2 separate regions of the Mus musculus genome follow, and region 2 is linked to region 1. A link is a loop called in an ENCODE intact Hi-C map of the cell type or tissue named here. Cell type or tissue: heart. All regions are shown on one strand.

Evidence for each region. A loop is a pair of places that touch in the nucleus more often than their neighbours do. Peaks named below come from ENCODE experiments on the same cell type or tissue, not always from the same donor. Only the 100,000 strongest peaks of a DNase experiment are listed, where the experiment ranks them.
Region 2: it touches region 1 in a loop (2.4-fold over the local background); 9 of 42 quality-filtered maps call a loop at or near these places.

What each region holds. Positions count from the first base shown.
Region 1 is chr1:34,892,298-34,900,297 of GRCm38, forward strand. It overlaps the pseudogene Gm19430. Among named protein-coding and RNA genes, the nearest start is that of Plekhb2, 46 kb to the left of the region's middle. In heart, CTCF peaks have their summits at 1,669 (motif pointing right) and 4,822 (motif pointing left); no DNase peak of the experiment used is centred here; H3K27me3 peaks cover 1,353 bases.
Region 2 is chr1:34,630,527-34,638,526 of GRCm38, forward strand. It overlaps the pseudogene AA619741. Among named protein-coding and RNA genes, the nearest start is that of Gm38647, 32 kb to the right of the region's middle. In heart, no CTCF peak of the experiment used is centred here; no DNase peak of the experiment used is centred here; H3K27ac peaks cover 356 bases; H3K27me3 peaks cover 1,353 bases.

The DNA of each region.
Region 1 (8,000 bases):
CCAGTTCCAGAAGCACCTTTTATGAAGTACATGACCACAGCATCTGGCGGGGTGGGGGATAGCAGGGAGAGGTGAAGGCTAATGTAATGCTTAATCCAAGGCAACCGCTCAGAGAAGTTTACAGCCGAGAAGACAAGTCCAGTGTGAACCTGCGTCCGCAGAGAATACATGCTTCACAGAGTACATGTCCTACAAAATATGTGCCTGTTAGAGAGTATGAATCCCCTGGTGGGCTTATCTATCCTCCCTGCCCTAGATCTCCTGCTGCCTGCTGCTGACTGCCGGCATCTAAGCATTCTTTCACTTCTACCTAAACTATCAATCTTGTCACCGGTGCGGATGCCTGAGATGTGCAGCTATCATGGCAGGCTTTGCCCTTTGTACTGGAAGGTCTCCTATGGGAGCTTGGACAGCTGCATCTCAGGGCTCTGGCTAGATGTGGCCATGCAGAAACCAGGCTGACCTTTCTAGGCACACCCCTTCCACATCCAGGCACACCCCTTCCACATCCATGTAGGCTGCCTACATGGACTTGAGTTTTCTTTCTGCTTGCTGGCCAGATGGGGTCTGCAGGCACGGTACCTAGGGCACTCAAAGAGTATAAAAGGGCCGATGATCTACTGTAGCCGTGAATGGAAGACCTGAACACCAGTCTTTTGCACTGAACTAGATAGAAGTTGTGACCAGAAGTAAATCAAGGACTTCTTCACTTTATGTCTTAGGATATTCATTTATCAATTTATCCGTCCATCTACCCATGTACCCATCTACCTCACCTCTCATCTGCTGACACCCTCATTTCCTCCCCAGATGTTTTGTAAGCGGCTGCTGTAAGCTAGGCCTGGGTGGGAGCTTGCTCAGCAACAGTGTGTGGTTAAGAACAGGAATACTCCAGTCCATATCCCTGTGCTGGGTGTGGGACCCACTGTGAACTAAGGAGGCTGTCTATGGGTGCCTGTGTACAGTCTTTATAGCATTTGGACTGCAGTGCCCCTTGCCCCCTGACCTGGTGTATCTATAGACTCCTGCTTCTGCCTTTCCATCTCATCCCCATTCCTCCTCCCCCTAACTTTCTCTCCTTCCTCCTCCCTCTGCTTCCTCCCTTCTTTCTTATCTCCTAGGTTTTCCCACCAGAGTCTTCATCCAACACATGCCCCTCCCCACCCCTGCCCACTGGTCTAGTCTCAGTTGTGGCAGACAAACACTTGCAAAGATGGAGGAGAGATGGGGCGTGAGGAATGGCTTGGTGCTAGAGCACCTACCTCTTCCCCCTTTCCTCGGCTGGTCCCTTCTCTGCTTTCTTTCTCTTGGAGGGACAAGTTGGATGATGCTATCTAGCACCGAGCCGCCCTGCTGTTTCATTCCCCCATCTCCCTCTGTAATTGCTTCTCTGCCCTAGCTCAGACCAAGCCAGACATGGGGAGCAGGGCAAGCTAATGAGTTGAGTGAAGAACCTGTTGGTTGTGGGAGGTGCCTGGGTACCAGTAACCCCCAGGGCTTAGAAATCTCCACTCTGTGATTGCACTGTCTCCATGTTCTTTTGGCTGCCTGTCCTTGCTGGTCATAGGTAAGCAAGGCTTTCATAATAAGCAAGAGAGAGAAGAATGCTGAGCAGAGCTTGGTGGCCGCATTCTGCACTTGTAATCTTTGCTAAGAAAATACCTCTTTGAGCCAGTTGGGGGAGCTAGTCTGTCCAGTGGAGCCAGAAAGACTCAAGAGCCCATCTGGCTTGGTGAACTTGTGAACCGGGCCAACATCTCTCTCTTTGGCAGAGGTTGGGGCCAGGCCGGGGCTCTGCCCACAGATGTAGATCTGTGGAAGGGCAGTCTGGACGTCATCCAGAGTTTGAGGAATGAATGGGAGCTGTTTATTTTGTGGTTCACATGAGGCGACTCCACAAGCGCATCCCATAAGGGACTTTCTTATGTTCTGGGATGGGTCTTATCATGTTGTGATATGCAAGGTGTCTTAGATAGCACACTCTAGCTCTGTAGCTATCTGTTAACAGCAGCACGTGAACATACGTGAGAAGAGGGTGTCCTCTGCAGAGTGCCAGGGATCCCCATGCAGGGCTGCTTATAGTAGTTCCCTTTACTTGTTTATATATATTTTCTTTTAAGATTTCCTTTGAGAAATGAATGCACTGGGAGGGGGCACTGTTTAGGGATAAAGGGACAATGTAGGTGCCACCAAAGGCTGTAACTCAGTTTTTGACCTGAGCTCATTTGGGGAAGGGGGAGGAAAGAGCTGATGATCTAGCTATGGAATCAGAGGGCAGAGACTCAGCCTCTTGGTTCAAAGGCCAGGGGTGGCAGAAACATCTGTGAAGTCCCAGGTGCTCCAGGAACCTGCCATTCCGGGTGTGGCCACAGCCCCAGTTAGTGGTCCTGGCCATGCAACACTGTGCCCTGTGAGCCAGGTGCTTCACTTAGCCATCCCTGCCCTAGGATAAGAGCCTGGAGTGCATTGCCCAAAGCCTGATGGTGGGTGTCTCTCCTGGAGCTGGCAGTGGCATAAAGATTCTTCTAATGGATGACTTTTGAGATGCCACCGTGCATAAATGTGGAAAAGTTGTTTTGGTTTGATCACTGTGTCGGAAGGATTTCTCTGCGTAGCTCAAGCTGTCATCTCCATGGCTCACTGTGAGGCCCTTTATCTTGTGAATATTTGTGCATTACTTGGTGACAACCTCATAAATACTGTTGAAGGATGGAGGCCTCCCTCTGAAAAGTCCTTCTAGCTGTGGCAGACGGTACCAGCCTAACACTACAGGGTGAGAAACGGAACTTAGTGCAGGCTGGGGAGGCTCGGTGCTGAGTTTGAGGAGCAAGCTCGCCACAGCCGTAGGACAGGGAGGCTTCTGGGGCAGGTGTAGAAGAGGCTCAGGCTGCACAGCTCTTGGTGTGACAGGCGTGATGGCTAATACTGGTTGTCATCATGATTGGATCCAGAACCAACTAAGAGACATTGCTGCGGGTGAGTCTGTGAGGCCATTTGGGGGCAGGATTAAAGAAGGGGATGGGGAAGACTCTCTCTGTGAGATGCATGGTGTCCTAGATAGCACACTCCAGCTCTGCAGCTAGTTGTTAACAGCATCATGGGCACATAAATGGGAAGAGGGTATCCTTTACTGAGCACCGGGGGTCCCCTCGTTGTTTATATAAGCTCTCTTACCTGTTTATATAGGCTTTCTTTTAAGTCTCCCCTTGAAAAAAGGAATCCAGGGATCAGGGAGAGAAGGTGGCTAGGGATAGAGGGACACAGGGGACCCCATCAAAGGCTGCAACCCATTTTTGACCTGAGCTCATTTGGGGCAGGGGGTGTGGACGGTTGAAAATCTGCAGGAGGGGCAGAAGGAGGAGACTCAGCCTGTGTTTCAAAGGCTAGATGGAATGGGCATGCCTGTAGGCAGTACCTTCCCTCTGCAGAATGCTGCTGAGGGAAAGCAGCATTCGTTTGCCTGCCTTGCTGGTGACCTGCCTTGCGGGTGAATGCATCTACATTGCTGCCGTCAAGCAGCTGCTGCTTGTGCTCACTGACACTAGAACTCAGTCTACTTGGCTTTCTGATGTCATCTTGGAGACCAGCAGCTCTCTAGAAATCCTCCCCGTCTTCAGCACTAAGTTGAGACCATGCCCTAGCCTCATGGACTGGGCAACCACGGAGTTCTCATCCTCTGCAGCATGCAGTTGGCCATTGCTGGACTACCCAGGACCCATTGTGTAAGTCAATCCAACGAGTCCCCTTTATACTGTATATGTCTTTTGTCGGTTCGGCTTCTTTAGAACAACTTGGCTAACACAGCAGGAAAAAGTCCAGGCTACATGCTAATGGCTAGGCACCTCCAAGACACATCAGCACAGAGGGGAAGCAGGGATAGGAAGAGAGTGAGCACTGGCCTGGTGACCTAGTGTGAGAGGCATCTGGAAGTTCAGGTACAGAGCCGGTGTCACCCTGGGCACACCCAGGCATCAGGCCCAGAAGTACAGAGCTATGCTGCACTGTGCTGACACAAGGTGGGGCTGGAGCTTTGCATGCCTGCTTCTGCACAATGTTGGCCATAAACTGTGGAAGTGATTCCTCCTGCTGTTCCCGTTTTCTACGTGAATAAACCGAAGACCGAAGATACTAAGAAGGCTTCCTCAAGGACAGAATTTGAATTCATATCCTGTCCACCCAAATACTGGCAAGTATGTATCATGCTGTGCTGAGCCGTGTAGTGATGGGTGGTGTTATGCCCTATAGCATGGTGAGGAACTGAATTTCACGTCCTCGTAGACTACATCACACAGTGCTTTGCTGTTCCATATTGCTTTGTATGGTCCTACATTATATTGTGGTTTTCTTTTAGGTGTATGTATATGTGTGCATGTGTATGTGGGAGTGCATGCATGTGTGTGTGTGCATATGGCCAGCACATATGAGTGTAGGTGCCTGTAGAAACCAGAGGCATTGGATTTCCTGGAGCTATAGTTATAGGCAGTTGTGAGACATTCAACATGGGCACTGGGAACTGAACTCAGGTCCTCTGGCAGAGCAGTGAGTGCTCTTAACCATTGAGCCATCTCTTCAACCCCTGCCTGGCTATTAAATGTGATTTTTGTGATTGAACTAAAAATCTCTTGCTTGCAAGGAAAGTACTTCACTCTACTTAGTCTACTGTATTGTCCCCATTGGCGAATCCACGAGAATTGGAAATTCATCTAAGTCACCAACCTCGTAGGCACCCCAGCTCAGCTTCACAGCACACAGTCATGTGTAGATTGTTTTCCTTTGGTGACAACTGGGCTGGTTGGGAACTATGGCTCATTGCTGCCACCCAGTGGCTCACCAAGTCTTGTGACCACATGTCACAATCCCCTAGAGAGTTGAGAATTCAAAAATTGGAGTCTTGTGGTTATGTATATCACATTTACACTATCATAAAATGAAAATATTGTGCATCGAATCACTATGATGGTGTTGTCAACTTAATAGAATATAGAATCATTGGAGAGATTGGTGGTTTTGCTAGTATTTTTATCACAGCAACAAGAAAAGGAACTAAGACAGGCAACATGTGTCTAATATGATATTGTGTTGCACTGTCCTGTGTGTGTGTGTGTGTAGAAGAGAGAGAGAGAGAGAGAGAGAGACAGAGACAGGGACAGAGAGACAGAGAGACAGAGAGAGACAGAAAGACACAGAGATACACAGAGAGAGGTTCATGTGTATGCAGGTGTGTGTATGCGTGTGTGTGTGTGGGTGCCCAATGCACATGTGACTGCATGAATGTGGGGTTAGTCCTTCAGATGCTATCCACTCCATTTGTAGCATGTGTCTCTTTGTGTGTATCTGTGTGTATATGTGTGTGTGTGTGTTTGTGTGTGTGTGTGTCTGTGAGAGGAGGGGGCAGAGACAGAGACACAGAGAGAGGCTCATATGTATGCAGGTGTGTGTGTGTATCTTAGTTAGGGTTTTACTGCTGTGAACAGACACCATGACCAAGGCAACTCTTATAAAGACAACATTTAATTGGGCCTGGCTTACAGGTTCAGAGGTTCAGTCCGTTATCATCAAGGTGGGAGCATGGCAGCATCCAGGCAGGCATGGTGCAGGCAGAACTGAGAGTTCTACGTCTTCATCTGCAGGCTGCTAGTGAAAGACTCACTTCTAGGCAACTAGGAAAGAGGTCTTAAACCCGACGCCCACAGTGACACACCTATTCCAACAAGGCCACACCTCTTAATAGTGTCTCCCCACCCACATGCCAAGCATATACAAACCATCACAATGTATGTTGGGGGTGTTATGCATGCATGTGTGCCTGCATGAATATGTGGATAGTCCAACAGATGCTATCCACCTCATTCATGCATGTATGTGTGTGTACATGAGAGAGAGTGAGACAGAGACAGAGACAGAGACAGAGACAGAGAGAGACTCATTAGCCTGGAGCTCACCTGTTTGACATCTGACTGGCTGATGAGCTCCAGGGATCCACCAGTCCCGAGGATACAAGCAAGGTGAGCATTTCATTGGCTAAACTATGCCCCCAGCCCTGTTCCACTTATTACACTGTAGTATATTGTTCTGTATTGCTTCTCATGATATGATCTGAAGATACATCCAATATATGTCAAAGGTAATGTTCCAGTGATGGTCCAGCCTTATTCTATGAAATGGAAAAAAAAACCAGACACACTGTATTATTATGGATCATTGACGCATGCTATTTTTTAAGGTCTATGAGGTGTCTTCTCACACTTAGTCAAGTCTCAGTAACAGGATCAGGCCTCTAGGGGAGGGTCTGTCCGACCTCAGCCTCTCAGAAGGTAAGGCTCCTAGGAGCACTGTGGTTCTAGGATGTGCTTTGTGTCACCTGATATAATCAACTTTCCCACTGATAGACTTTCTGCAATTACTGACTGCTGAACTTGGAAATTTCTGGCAGTCAGACTTCTGAAATAAAATGATTCACAGGGGCTAGAGAGCAACAGCTTTGTAGCAAAGTGCTTGCTTAGCATGCAGCAGGCCCCACAGTAAATATCTTCTGATAAAATGGCATTTGTCTTACTTTTTGGTTGTGTGATAAAATCCTTTTCTCCAGGGTTTAGTTCGGTTCACAGTGCAAGAGTACAGTCAGTCATGACAGGGCAGTCAAGGTGGGTGCCCGAAGTTGCTGATCGCTTCACAGCTCCAGTCAGGAAACAGAAAGATGAATGCATGCTGCTGCTCACTTCCTCTTACATTTACATGGTCCAGGCTCTCAGCCTGGGAATGGTGACATCCACAGTGGGCAAGTCTTCCCACATTAATGAATGAAATAACAATAAACTCTCCACAGACATTCCTAGAAGATCTTTTGTTAGGTGAGTTTAATGTCTGTCAGGTTATCAATTCTATCTATCTATCTATCTATCTATCTATCTATCTATCTATCTATCTATCTATCTTGTCTTAGTTGGGGTTTTACTGCTGTCAACAGACACCATGACCAAGGCAACTCTTATAAGGACAACATTTAATTGGGGCTGGCTTAAGGGTAAGAGGTTCAGTCCATTATCATCAAGACAGGAAGCATGGGAGCATCCAGGCAGGCATAGTGCAGGAGGAGCTGAGAATCTACATCTTCATCTGAAGGCTGATAGCAGAATACTGTCTTCCAGGAAGCTAGGACAAAGCCCACACACACAGTGACACACCTACTCCAACAAGGCCACACCTTTTAATAGTACCACTCCCTGAGCTGAGCATATACAAATCATCATATACATATAAATAATTTTCTTATTTATTCACTTTACATTCTACTCACTGCTCCCATCCCAGTCACTCCTCCCACAATTTCCCCCCTCTCTTTCCTCTTCTCCTCTGAGATGGGTGGGGCTCCTCTGGTTTTCCCCACCCTGGCGCTTCAAGCCTCTGCAGGGATAGGCGCTTCCTCTCCCACTGAGGCCAGACAAGGCAGCCCAGCAAGAAGAACATATTCCACATACAGGCAACAGCTTTTGGGATAGCCCCAGTTCCAGTTGTTTGGGATCCACATGAATGTCAAGCTGTACATTTTCTATGTAAGAGTGGGGAGGCCTGGTATTAAAAACCAAGACATCATGAATTTTGGAGGCAAATGGATAGAACTTGAGAATATCATCCTGAGTGAGGTAACCCAGTCCCAAAAGGACATGCATGGTATGTACTCACTTATAAGTGTATATTAGCCATAAAATACTCCACAGACCCAAAGAAGCTAAATAAGAAGGAAGAAGGCCCAAGCAAGGATGCTTGAATCTCACATAGAAGGGGGAACAAAATAGTCATAAGAGGCAGGTGGAGGAAGGGAACTGGGAAAGAGAGGGTATGGGGGATTCACTGTCAGGTGTGGGGAAGGACAGGAGAGACGGCCAGATGGCCATGAGAATGAATGGAAATCTGCAATGGACGGGGGTGAGAAGGTGGGGGCATCTCCAGGATGAGATAAATGATACATTTACTCTTTGAAAATTTCAGCATGTATACAA
Region 2 (8,000 bases), 260 kb before region 1:
TTCTTAATTAGCATATCCCATTGCGTGTATTTCTGAGGTACCATGCAATGTTGACATGTATACACACTGTATAATATTCAAAGCTGGGCAACCATGTTCACCTCCACAAATCCATTTCTATTGTGATGGTCCATCTAATTTTAGAACATTTTTCATCACACCCTAAAGGAACCCCATCCCCTTCCCCCAGCTCTCGGCAGCCACCACTACTACTTTGTGTCCCTACGGATTTGCCTATTGTGGATATTTCATATAAATGGAATTTCATAGCAAATGATCTCTTGTGAATATTTCCCTCCAGGCAGCTTGATGTTTTAAAGATTCATGTATGTCACATTTATCAATGTTTCATTCCTTTGTATAGATGAATAATATTTCATTATATGGACATACCACACGACACCTATTCAAGAGCTGGTGGGTATTTGAGTGGCTTCCACTTCTGACTACTACACATCATGCTGCTATGAACACACACATACAGTTTCTGTGTGAATGTATGCTTTTTTTTTTTTTTTTTTTTGGATTTATAGCGAAGGGTGGAATTGCTGGGCCAGATGGTAATTCAGTGCATTTTCAGGAATACCTAAACCATTTTCTAAATCACTGGCAATGCTGTGAGTGCTCACCAGTAGGGTGTACAGATCTCACTTCTTCGCATCCTCACCAATACTTATCCTTGCTCTCCTAATGGGTAGAAGGCTATCTCATGATGCTGGAGGGTTTGAGATACACTTACAGTTATGTGCCTTCTTGTGTGTTTGTAACCACCCGAAGAAGCATCAAATCTTTGCCCCATTTTAATGTGAATGTTGGTCTTCTTCGTTAAGATATAGGGATTTTCTAACTTTGGGGTACTACGCTCATGAGAAAAAAATATTATGCAAACATTTTATTTCAATGTTATATATGTATATATGTATGTATATACATCTTTGTCAGTGGTGTCCCCTGGAGCTCCCTAGCTTGTGTCCTCTAACATGTGGCTCAGCATTTTACTCTAGCCAGGAGAAAAGCTCATCCACTCTACAATGCTGGGGATATGAATATCTGCTTGATCTTTCAAAGAATGCTTTTAGGTCTACTTCTTCAACACTTGGTGTGCACAATGTGTGCTTTTGTAATGGAACACTGCTCTTGGCGCATACCAACCATGACCATCTTCACCCTGGAGCAGCTGTGACTACCCTCAAGAGACCCTCTGACCTCTCACAGAAGGAGAGAAGAAAATTGTGAGATCTTGACCTGAGGTTCCATCCCTCATTGCTTCCAGGCCTCCTTGCTTCCAAGAGAGCAGTGTGTTCGGCCATAACTGCCCTCCTGGTCATGGGCAGTGCTAATAGTATATGGACTGTGGAAGTTGAGACTCCGTCTATGCAGCTTGGCAGTCAGCCTCAGGAGGAGGAAGTGTACAAATAAGGGAATAGGCCCTAATGCCAGCTTTAGTCATGCAATCTAATGATAAGCACAGAGTAATTTAGAAGTTGTCATTCATGCTGAGGTGAAACATTCTAGAGGCATAGCTGCTGTGGGGTCACCAATGAATGCTCCTATAAAGCAAGTCCAGCAAACTCATTGGCTCCTCAAGGTGGACTGTGGGAGAAATATTTTGGCCCATCAGTAATGCCCTGTCTGGGGAATGAATGGACTCTGGCCAGTCTTGCCCTTCTCCTCTACTTCCTCTGCCTTGCTGAAAACTGTTAGATGGCATTCCTAAAGCTAGCCACTAAGGTCTATCCCCTTATTTGACCACTTCCTCCTCTTTAAGCTGACTTCCAAGGTCCAGCTGTCAAGTATTGAAGTCCAGGAATCAAAATCCCCTTTGGTTCACCTAACAAACATGTCCAACCAAAACCAATTAACATGCTTGTCTTAGGGTTTCTATTCCTGGACAAAACATCATGACCAAGAAGCAAGTTGGGGAGGAAAGGGTTTATTCAGCTTACACTTCCACATTGCTGTTCATTAACAAAGGAAGTCAGGACTGGAACTCAAGCAGGTCAGGAAGCAGGAGCTGATGCAGAGGACATGGAGGGATGTTCTTTACTGGCTTGCTTCCCCTGGCTTGCTCAGCCTGCTCTCTTATAGAACCAAGACTACCAGCCCAGAGATGGTCCCACCCACAAGGGGCCCTCCCTCCTTGATCACTAATTGAGAAAATGCCTTACAGCTGGATCTCATGGAGTCATTTCCTCACCTGAAGGTCCTTTCTCTGTGATAACTCCAGCTTGTGTTGACACACAACCAGCCAGTACAATGCTCAATCAAAACAAGCCTCGACACCCTAGCCCGTCTAACACAGCCCTTCCCCTTTTCTCTTCTATAAAATGACTCCTGCTAGGTCACTGGCTGTTTTTATGCCAGTCAGAAAGCAGTGGCTTTAACCTTTCTTTCCCCTTAATAAAGTATCTCTCTCTGAAACCAGGGTGTTTGGGTGTGGCTTTTGCCTAATCTGGGTTCCAGGAGGGAGCCCCACCCCCACCCTCCACAGCGAGGGGGTGTGTCTCCTTCACGGGAAAAGTTCACATTACAGCCTTGCTTGGTCCAGCTGCTATGCTGCAGCTAGCAACACAGCAAATGAGTTCTAGGTCGATTTTGCCATAAGAGGGGTACAGGCCATGGAAGACATTCTCCTACTTTGTCTTCATATGTAATGATAAGCGCAGAGGAAAGTCATTCGGGAGGAGAGCACAGAGAAGGGCAGCCGTTCCTGAAGGGACTGGTACTGGCTCAGGACCCCCCAAGACAAAGGCAATTTATTTGCTCCAGAGGGACAGAGAGCAGGGAATAAGAGACAAAGACAGGAGATCGAGGACTAGGGAGACAGGAGAAAGGAACATGGGAGAGGGGGGAGACCTATTTATCCTGGGGGTGGGGAAGAGACACAAGGGCTAACTCTGCCTAAAGAGAAGACAGGTGTGGCCCATAGGAAAATGGCGGTTTATAAAGGTAAAAGGGGAACCCATGTTAGGATGAGGGGTTCAGGGATTTTTGTTTTGTTTTGTTGTTTGTAAACCAGACACTTCAATTATAACTTTAATATAACAACTATTATTAAAAGCAGCAATTTAAAACCAAAATCTTTTTCAAAGGTGCACAGGGTTATACCGTCAGTTGGCAGTAATGCAGCTATTATCTTGTAGGGGTGAAATGCTGCCGTGGGGAGTCCGGGGACCTGGTCAGACCTTATGCTAGCATCCCCAATGGGATGAACACCCCACCTGCCTTCCTGCTCCTCAGGCCCAGAGCTTCTGGGGCACAGCAGGGGAGGGGCAGATGTATAAATAGCCATCCTAACTCTGGCTTCCCCAGTGGCCTGGAAAACACATGTGTTGGAGGTTGCCGTGCTCACTGAAGCCAATAGGGCCTGGGAGTTGACTTTACAACTCTCCCTCTGCCAGGCCCCACTTGGGGACCTCAGTGGCGGCAGCTGTGGGTCTGACCACTGGGCCTGGTGTCCATCTTTGTATCCCTGCCTGAGCCCAGACGGGGAAGCAGAGGGAAGTGGGTACTGTGTCTAGTGAGAGGAAAGCTTCCTTTGCAAGGCACTATGGTGGCTCGGGTTTAAGGCAGGGGCCATCTAACCTACCTCAGGGATCCCCCTTAATGTTCATGGGCAGGTGAGGAGGAGTCGGACCCAGTCATAGGAAAAAGCGGCGCCTCTGATATAGTCTGCCGCCATCACGCAGTCCATCTTCCCACTCCCAGCGGAAGCCACAGCAGCAGGCAGGGAGGCCGCTCCCAGTCCGATGCCTCTGCCTCCCACCCCAAAGGTCCGATGCCTCTGCCTCCCACCCCAAAGGTGCTTCTTTCCATTTTCTGAGCTGAGCAAGTCAGTTTCTGTTTTTGCAGGCAAAATAAGGGCTCCCTGCCCACCTCCTAGTTTTGGTATCCCTCCAGACACGGCCGAGTTTGTCCATTCTAAGAATTCAATTTGTACCATCGATGACAAAGACTTCCTTTCTGAAGGGAACCAATGATTTGGGCCCTTGGAAACCCCCAGCCTGTCCCAAAAGTGATTGTCAGCTCCAGGACGAGGCAGGAGCCATGCAGGAGAAGGGGTGGTGGTGATGGGGGGGGGGGTCTTTTGTGCTTCTCTGTGGGGCCAAGGCTGGTCCACAGGCCAGAGGAGGCAGGAGTTTGGTTTTCACATTTAACTGAAGCATATATCCCTGGAAGAGGCCAAGGATGGGGGCCAGGAGGCCCTTTTGGGAATATGTGGTGGTGTTTGTATGCACAGTGTGTGGGATGGGATTTAATCTGGCCTGGTCTTCCTCCCCATCTATGTGTTTAAGAACATGTCTACGCAGCAAGGTCAGGCCCCAGTCCCTGACAACAGTGAAGGGTTGTTGCTGGGAATAGGCAAACTTCTGGGAGCCTTGGCCCTGACTCCCTTAGTCTCCCCTCCCAGCCTCAATAAAGGACCCTGATTCCAGTTCCTTCAGCAGAGACCCAGCTCATCACTCCCCAGCCTCTGGGTCCCAGGCATCGTAAACTTTCTCAGGCATCCCTACCCTCCTGGGGTGAGGGGTACTAGTGAGAAAGTAGAAGACCCCCAGGGTTCCCTTCCCTCCCTGTAGTCCCAGTGAGGACCCAGTGAAGCATGCCCAGTGAGGGAACAGATGAGCGTATGCGCATGCACGGGAGATGTGTGACCACACAAAACACCTGGAAGGGGTGAGAGGGCAGAGTGCAAAAGATGGAGAATTGGGGACAATGAAAAACAGATTCAGGCCTCAGATCAGGGGACACAGCTAGGGTACTGTCAGAGGAACCAATAAAATGTTTGAGGGGTATGGAGTGTACTCTAGACAATGGTAGAGAGCCAGTTGGGGTCTTAGAGACCCAGGTACAGCAGCATACAGGCCTAGCCCTGGCAGGAAACAGGCAGGGACCGCAGCCAGGATGTTGGTTCTCTCCACCACCCCGAGACTGGAGAAAACAGAGACCCAGACGCCTCTTCTGCCCCTCCTTTGGTTTTCAGGGAACTGGGCAGCCTCTGAGGGCTAATCATCAAGGGGTGGTCCCCTCCCATTCCAATAGGTACTGAACCTTGCCTTCTGGGGTGACCCTCCGCGCCAACACCTGACACTCTTCCCCGCAGGCCAAGCGCCCGGCTGCACAAAAGTAGTTGGTGATACACGCCTTGAGGTAGGACTGGGAGGATTCCTCTCCACTCGTGCTTTTAGGTGTGTGGCTGTCGATGCCTTCATCCTGTTGCTCAGGGCCCGCAGCTCCTTCTGCATTGTCTGAGGCGAAGTGCTTATCCAGCTCGGCCGCCCAAAGCTTTGCCCGCAGGGTCCTGGGCGCTTTGGCTGCCAGCTTTCTCCTGCCTACCGTCCATCTGTAGGAAAGGCTGGTGGAGGCAGAGCGGGAGGTGCTGGCAGCGTCCGAGGAATCCACATCTGAGAAGGTCTGGCCCGAGCTACTCTGAATTTCATCCGGTGTGAAGCCGAATATACTGGCCAGTTGGCGGGTTGTGCTCCAGGCTGAGGTGCCAGCACTTCGGGGAATAGCATCTTCCAGTGAAAACTTCGATCTTCTTCTTCTACAAGCTCGCCTTTTCTGCTGCTGGGATTCCTGAGGCAACAAAGCAGGCTTTCTCTTTCCTTTCTTCCGAAGCCGCTTGGAGGTCCCTTTGTCACTTGGCATCAGTGTCCTGTCCAGAAACTGTTTCTGGGAAGCTAGCTGTTTCTTAGAATTCAGCCTAGTACAAGATGGAGGGTCTATGAAGCTAAATGGGCCCCAAACAGTGGAAGTACTGGGAAGTACTAGGGCCCACACAACAGGTCCCTTAAGGATTTCAGAGGCGGTCCATGCCACCTGTTGGCCATCAGGCACCTAGAGGCAGCTTTAAATCATCACCCAGGGCCAACAGCTGCAGAGCGTAAAAGCCCCCCCCCCCCAATCTCTCCCTCGCCTCTGTCTCTGTCTCTCCTTCCAGCGCTCTCTCTCCATCTCTGTCTCTCTCTTTCCATTTCCTTCGTCTCCCTGTCTGTCTGCCGATAGCCTTTCACCCTCCCCTCCCCCCAAAAAGCCTTACCCTAGATCTACATAGCTAGCTTGGCAGCGTAACTTCTTAGTAAGAGTGAGAGCCAGTTGGGGTCTCAGACTCAGGTGCAGCAGCACATAGTCCTAGGCCTGGCAGAAAACAGGCAGGGGCCGCAGTCAGGATGTTGTTTCTCTCCACCACCCCGAGACTGGAGAAAACAGGGACCCAGTGGCCTCTTCTTTCCCCTCCTTTGGTTTGCAGGGAACTGGGCAGCGGTGTAATTTCATACCTTGGCACGGGCCCGCCAAAGATACCTCACCCGCATTTATTTTAGCATTTATCTTAACATCGTCCGCGTGTGTGCTTGTCTCTGATTCTCAGTCTGCAGGGGAAAGATGTGGCCCTTTATTCAGTATGTACCCATCATATGTATGTGCCTGCCACCTGGACCCTCTGATTGCTTGGGGTCCAGGTGCTTAGGGGAGCATGGTAAACTTCCACAAGGGAAAAATAAGGATCACAGAGTCATATGAGGGTGCCTGTACCTCAGAGTCTGAGTACCTAGGACGCCTGTTAGACTCTTTTAAGGAAAGAAAGGATAATGGATGCCCAGACACAGGCTCTCAGTGGGGTGTCAGCCATTTCCCTGTGTCAAAGAGAATTAGGAAGTCGGCTATGATAAGGGTGGGGAGACAGCTGCTGCTGGGGACCACTCGGGCAGCATCTGTACTGAGATCTAACACACAGGAGTTCCGGGGCCCTGCACTTAGGAGCAAGCTGGGCAGTTTGCAGGCAGTGCAAAGATGGACAAAGGTGACTTCTTGGAGGTGAGGTGCCTGAACCCTTTCTTAAACTCACACAAGCAGTAGAGAAAAACTCTCACACTCCAGTTGAAAATGCCAGCACCTGACTAATACAGATGCAGATACTCACAGCCAACCATCGACTGAGACTGAGGACTCCATTGGAAGAGCTAGGGGAAGGACTGAAGGAGCTGAAGGGAGCAGCCCCATAGGAGGAACAACAATATCAGCTAACCCAACTCCTCCGAGCTCCCAGGGCCTGCACCACCAACCAGAGCATACATGGAGGGATCCCTTGCTCTAGCTACATACTAGCAGAGGATGACCTTGTTTGGCTTCAGTGGGAGGGGAGGCCCTTGGTCCTGTGGAGAGTTGATACTCCAGTGTAGGGGGATGCTAAAGTGGTGATGTGGAAGTGGGTGGGTGGAGGAGCACCCTCATAGAGGCATAGGGGATGGGGGTAAGGAATTTGTGGAGGGAAGACCGGGAAGGGGGACAACATAAGAAATGTAAATAAATAAAATAACCAATAAAAAAATGGAGTTTAAAAATGAAGTCTATTCTGTACCATTCAAAAGATACCCCAGCTTATAAAGATTTAACAATGAGACCTATGTGTCCCCCACAAGCGTAGGAAATGAACCACTTCCACCCTGCAAGGTGGTGGTGGGGGGACACCTTCAGTCAAGGCAAACAACTCCTAGCAGCCTTCATATGAAGAGGTAGAACTCTCAGCTCCTCCTGCACCACACCTGCCTGGATGCTGCCCTGCTCACACCTTTCTTTTCTTTTTCTTTTTTTTTTCCATTTTTTATTAGGTATTTAGCTCATTTACATTTCCAATGCTATACCAAAAGTCCCCTGCTCCCACCTTTCTATTATCTCCTGATGCTGGACTGAACCTCTGAACCTGTAAGCCAAAACCAATTAAATGTTGTCCTTTATAAGACTTGCCTTGGTCATGGTGTCTCTTTACAGCATGTATGCACACACACAAGCACACACAACACATGCAAACACATATGCACACATACATGTATACACACACACACACACACACACACACACACACACCTATATATGCTCCATCCCCTGCCCTAGGCCATGCGCAGTGTGACCAGGAGGCTGGGAGCAACTGGATCCTCAGGTAAGAATCTCATGTTCTACTCTGAGCCTCTGTTCTACCAACCTAGTTAGGATGATCT